2 separate regions of the Homo sapiens genome follow, and region 2 is linked to region 1. Evidence: read pairs that join two places in POLR2A ChIA-PET (ENCODE). Cell type or tissue: Panc1. All regions are shown on one strand. Each heading gives the region's core, and the rest is flanking DNA. Links, peaks and the distances in the headings are about the cores only. Region 1 overlaps MYO1D (myosin ID). Region 2 holds the start of SPACA3 (sperm acrosome associated 3).

Region 1 (2,919 bases), core at 211-2,710:
GGAGCTATAAAAACATAGTAACAGATGACATAATCCTTACTCGGAAGATTTATTATTAATCTCTTTAGATATTCAAAATGTGGAGGTTTGGCCATTCATGGTGGCTTATACCTGTAATACCTGCACTTCGGGAGGCTGAGGCAGGAGGATTGTTTCAGCTCAGGAGTTCAAGGCCAGTCTGGGTAACATAGTGAGACCTTGTCTCTAGTGAAAATTTTTTAAAAATTTAAAAGATCAGCTGGGCGTGCTGGCATGCACCTGTAGTCCCCAGCTACTTAGGAGGCTGAGGTGAGAGAATCACTTGAGCCCGGGAAGTTAAGGCTGAAGATTCACTTTTCACAGATTAATGACTATTTCTACAAAGCTAAACATTCTAATTTACAAATGGGATACATATTAAATATACATTTAAAAAATAAATTTAAACTCTAATTGAAAAACAAACAACATAACACCTTAGGTATGGTGTGATAAGGTTACTTTTTTTTGTTTTTGTTTGTTTGTTTTTGAGACAGAGTCTCGCTCTGTCACCCAGACTGGAGTGCAGTGGCGTGATCTTGGCTCACTGCAACCTCCGCCTCCTGAGTTCAAGTGATTCTTCTGCTCAACCTCCCGAGTAGCTGGAACCACAGGCGTGTGCCACCACTTCTGGCTAATTTTTTTGTATTTTTGGTAGAGACAGGGTTTCACCGTGCTAGCCAGGATGGTCTCAATCTCCTGACCTTGTGATCCGCCCACCTTGGCCTCCCAAAGTGCTGGGATTACAGGCGTGAGCCACTGCACCCGGCCATAAGGTTACTTTATAATAATCATGAACTTTTACCTCTCATCAAACCCCAGAAGGCAGTTTATTCGTTGAAGTTGCAGATAACCTGAGAATAAAGATGGTGAAAAGCCCTAAAGATGTGGCTTGAGGTCCTATGTCTATCAGGGAGTAACTCTAGGAAGGAACACGTAATCTTTGAAAAAGCTCTTCCAGAATTCAGATCCAAGAGCAGTGCTTCTTTGAACCAGCCCAACCTGAATGAGCTGCCTTGATCAGGGTTAGACTATCCTGTAAACATCAGCTTTTAAAGCTATCATTTTTTTTTTTCAGAGAATTATTTTGGCCTTGAAGTAATGTTTGTTTTATATATAAATGCTGTCTAATTTTGATGGTTTGATTGCTTCATTAGTCATCTCTGCAAATAACACACTTCTCCATCGGTTTTGGCTTCAAAACCAAACTCAATATGTGAGGAAATCACACCTCCAAGTAACAGCTAGTACAATCTCTTTTGGTCTTCATTTCTCTGAACCTGCTTCCTTCACCATAATTTGGTTTGCAATGACTGTACACTCAGAAAATACATGTATTTTGGAGACAAAGGAGTCCATAAAGCTTATTTTGCAAAGGATTAGGCGTGAAACCAAATTAGGATTAAAAATAAATAATGTACTTTTTATTTCCCTAATGTCTTAGTTTGTTTGGGCTGCTATACCAAAATACCTTAAACTCAGCAACTTATAAGCAACAGAAATGTATTGCTCACAGTTCTGGAATTTGGAAAGTCCAAGATCAAGATATTGATAGCAGATTTGGTGTCTGTTGGGATCCATTCGTCATAGCTGGTGCCTTTTTGCTGTGTCCTTACATGACAGAAGGGGCAAGCAAGCTCCCTCAAGCCATTTTTATAAGAGCACTAATTCTATTCATGGGGGTAGAACCCTTATAATCTAATCACCTCCCAAAGGCCCTACCTCTTAATACAGTGCAAATAATATTTTGAGTTAAGAGTTTGTATAATACCCTTAAATATGACACTTTGTAACATGGTCAGACTGTGTGTGACCAATCCAGCTTGTATCATACAGGACCTCATCATGCAACCTCACCATGTGAGTTTGATAGCATCCAGACTGCTCTATACTTTATTGAATAAAATGAGTCCACTAATCTTGCTCTTGGCTGCCACTGTAATGTCAAATTGTCGTAAAAGTTACTAAACTCTTTATTTCCTTACTTATCACAGACCAAGCAACAGACAGTTTGCAGACTGGAACCCTTGAAATAACACTGTTCTAGGAACTATTAGAGAATATAAACAAATGTAGAAGCATTTAAAATACTAGATAGCAGTGAAACATTTAATTGCTTAAAAGGGTAATAGATGAGATGCCCCAGTGCAACATCCAATTAATTGGCAAATAAATTGTAGAGACAGTAATTGTCCTGAAAGTCCAGTGGAGGGAGAAAGATCACTCCAGGCTAGAGGTGTCAAGAAAAGCCTTATGGAGATGGTGGGTCTTCAAATAGTTCTTAAAGGACAATATTTAAAAATAAAAATTGCATAAGTTTTATTAATAATTTTAGTATATTCCTGTAAACTCCAAAGTAAACCCTAGTCATACTAGTTAGTGTTAGTCATACTATTAGAGCCCTCTATATCTATGTGTCCTGCATCTGTGGATTCAATCAACTGCTAATAGAAAGTATTTGGAAATCTACATCTGTACTGAACATGTACAGACTTTTTTGGGTCATCATTCCCCCAAAATATAGTATAACAACTGTTTACATCGTGTTTGCATAGTATTGGGCATTATAAGTATCTGGAGATGATTTAAAGTATACAGGAGGATGTGCATAGGTTATATGCGAATACTATGCCATTTTATGTCAGGAACTTGAGCATCCAAGAATTCTGCTATCCACAAGAGGTCCTGGAACCAACCCTCTGCTGGTATCAAGGGATGACTGCATATAAATACTAGTATTACTAGATAAATCTTCCATTCAGCCTTTGAATGCAAAGGGAACTTCCTTGCTTGTCTTCTTTTTTAAAACAATTTACAAAATTTAAAAACAAAAGTCTTTGTTCTCTTGAATCATTACAAATTTCCTGGTAATTACTGTGTTTGGATTAGATTCTTTATAAG
Region 2 (2,919 bases), core at 216-2,715, 190 kb before region 1:
CATGGACTGTTTTTGATTTTTTTTTTTTTTTTTTTTTTGTAGAAAAGTGACTTAAAAGGAATTCCATCCTGAGCATTTCACAACAGCTCCAGAGTTTCTCTCTCTCTCTCTCTCTCCTCTCTCAGCTGGTCACTCTTCCAGGCCAGGATAACCCCACCCTAACCACCACCTTGTTTTTCTCCACCTGGTCTCTGGCCAGACCAACCCAGCGCCCCTGTTAACAGCCCCAGGAAGAAGGGAAAGGGGGCTCACTGATCAGGGGTGCTCCCCGCAGAGCTGAGACCATGGTGACAATGGCAGCAGCAGCAGTGGCTCAAAACCCTGCTTCAGCTCAAGATGTCCCCCACAACCTTGCCAGGGCCCCAGGCACCCAGTGTTAAGAGAACAATGGGGAAGGCAGGCTCCAGGCCAACGGAGGGCCTTCTAGAACTCCAGCTCTGTGAGCTCATCTTCCACAAACAGCGCCACCACAGAGCTTTGACTAGCCCACCTGAGCCCTTCCACTCAGGGTCCAGAGGCAGAGCAGGATATCTAATCCCAGCCCCCTTGCACATCTCTGCCCCACACACACACACACATACACACATGCGCGCGCGCACACACACACACACACACACACACACACACACACTACACTGAGGGATGACACTTCCTCTCCCAACAGATCTTTCAGATGATTATCCAGGGATAATGGTAGACACCTAGGGATGGTGATGGATGTACAGAGATGGTGATGGGTACCCAGGGATGTTAACAGGTGTGCAAGGACAGTGGTGCGTGTGCAAGGATGGTAGTGGGTGCCCAGAGATGGTGGTGTGTGTGCAGGGATGGTAGTGGGTGCACGGGGATGATGGTGGGTGCCCAGGGATGGTGATAGATGTGCAGGGATGGTGGTTGGTGCCCAGAAATAGTGGTGGATATGCAGGCATTGTGGTGGGTGCCCAGGGACAGTGGTGGGTGTGCAAGAACAGTGGTGGATGTGCAAGGATGGTAGTGGGTGCCCAGGGATGGTGGCAGATATGCAGTGATGGTGGTAGGTGCCCAGGCACAGTGGTGGGTGTGCAGGGACAGTAGTGGGTGCCCAGGGATGGCAGTGGGTGCCCCAGGATGGTGGTGGGTGTGCAGGGATGTTGGTGGGTGCCCAGGCACAGTGATGGGTGTGCATGGATGGAAGTGGGTGCCCAAGGATGGTAGCAGGTGCCCCAGGATGGTGGTGCATGTGCAGGGATGGTGGTGGGTGTTCAGAGACAGTGGTGGATGTGCAGGGATGGTAGTGTTGGGTGCCCAGGGATGGTGGTGGATGTTCAGGAATGGCGGTGGGTGCGCAGAGGCAGAGGTGAGTGTGTAGGATGGTGGTCAGTGTGCAGGTACGGTGGTAAGTGTGCAAGGATAGTGGTAGATTCCCAGAGATGGTGATGTGTGCCCAAGGATTGTGAGGGATGTGCAGGGATGGGGGTAGGTGCCCAGGGATGGTGGTGGGTTCCTAGGGATGGTGGTGGTTGCCCTCTGCTTTTCCAGGCTGCCCATCTCACCATGAAGCTCCTTTGAGTGCCAGAAAGTTCTTCCTTAATGCTGAGCCACAAGCCACTCCCTTCTCCACCTGGATGATGGCCATTCAGTGTGGACAGGTGCAGGGCAAAGGTTACCCTATTGACCCTAAAACTTAAAGGACAGAGAATTGGAAGGAAAGGGCATGTGGTGCCCACGTCTGTGTCCCACAGGAGCCTGAGTCCCACAGCACAGCAGCTAGAGCATAGGCTTTGGGGTCAGGCTGACCAGGGCTGAACACAGGCGCTAGTGACTTCCAGGTGGATGACCTAGAGAAAACAGCCTCACTTTCTGATTCCTTGATTCTCAAGCGGGGATGACAACACCAACCTCACAGGGTACTAGGAAGGCTCAATGAAACAGCAACAAAGTGCTTAGTACCCCAGGTGCTCAATAAATAATAGTAATTACTACTAAGTGCAGAGCACAGCCATAAAAGTGTCTGGTTGCACCATGTCCACCCTATCTGTCTGGGCCCCACCCCAGGACAACCAAGTTAAAATTGAGGGATGGCCCAGCATCAGCACCAGTATTTTTTTCTTTCATTTTTTTATTGAGGTAAGAACACTTAGTAGGAGATCTACCCTCTTAACATATATTTAATATGCAATCCATTATTGTTGACTGTAGAGGACACTGCTGTACAGCAGCTCTCTTGAGCTCATTCATCTTGCCTGACTGGATTTTCTTTTTTTTCTTTTTTTCTTTTCTTTTTTTTTTTTTGTTTTTTGTTTTTTGTTTTTTGAGATGGAGTTTCACTCTTTTGCCAGGGCTAGAGTGAAGTGGCATGATCTCGGCTCACTACAACCTCTGCCCCCTGCGTTCAAGCTATTCTCCTGCCTCAGCCTCCCAAGTAGCTGGGATTACAGGCATGCACCACCACGCCTGGCTAATCTTTGTATTTTTAGTAGAGACAGGGTTTCACCATGTTGGCCAGGCTGGTCTCGAACTCCTGACCTCAGGTGATCCACCTGCCTTGGCCTCCCAAAGTGCTGGGGTTACAGGCGTGAGCCACCACACCCAGCCACCTGACTGGATCTTTATGCTCATTGATTAGTAACTCCCTGTTTTCTCCTCCTGCCAGCCCCTGGTGACCACCATTCCTCTCTTTGATTCCATGAATTTGACTATTCTAGGTACCTGATAAAAGTAGAATTATTTCCTTTTCTGTAACTGGCATATTTCACTTTGCATATTGTCCTTAAATCTCATCCATATTGTTGCATATGTCAGAAATTTCTTCTTTTTTAAGCCTGAATAGTATTCCACTTTGTGTGTATACCACATTTTCTTTATCCATTCATCTGTGTGTGTTAGCTCATTTTGCATTGCCATAAAGGAACATCTGAGGCTGGGGAACTTAATAAAGAA

Evidence for each region. Peaks named below come from ENCODE experiments on the same cell type or tissue, not always from the same donor. Only the 100,000 strongest peaks of a DNase experiment are listed, where the experiment ranks them.
Region 2: POLR2A ChIA-PET joins it to region 1 with 28 read pairs; 2 of 35 experiments call an interaction of 5 or more read pairs at or near these places.

The regions. Positions count from the first base shown.
Region 1 is chr17:32,803,847-32,806,765 of GRCh38, reverse strand. The region is part of intron 1 of MYO1D (myosin ID); the gene reads left to right. Among named protein-coding and RNA genes, the nearest start is that of MYO1D-DT, 72 kb to the left of the region's middle. In Panc1, for the core only: no CTCF peak of the experiment used is centred there; no DNase peak of the experiment used is centred there.
Region 2 is chr17:32,989,306-32,992,224 of GRCh38, reverse strand. It overlaps SPACA3 (sperm acrosome associated 3), which reads right to left and starts at 378. Exons shown (of 5, transcript NM_173847.5): 1 at 253-378. The coding sequence starts at 286. In Panc1, for the core only: no CTCF peak of the experiment used is centred there; no DNase peak of the experiment used is centred there.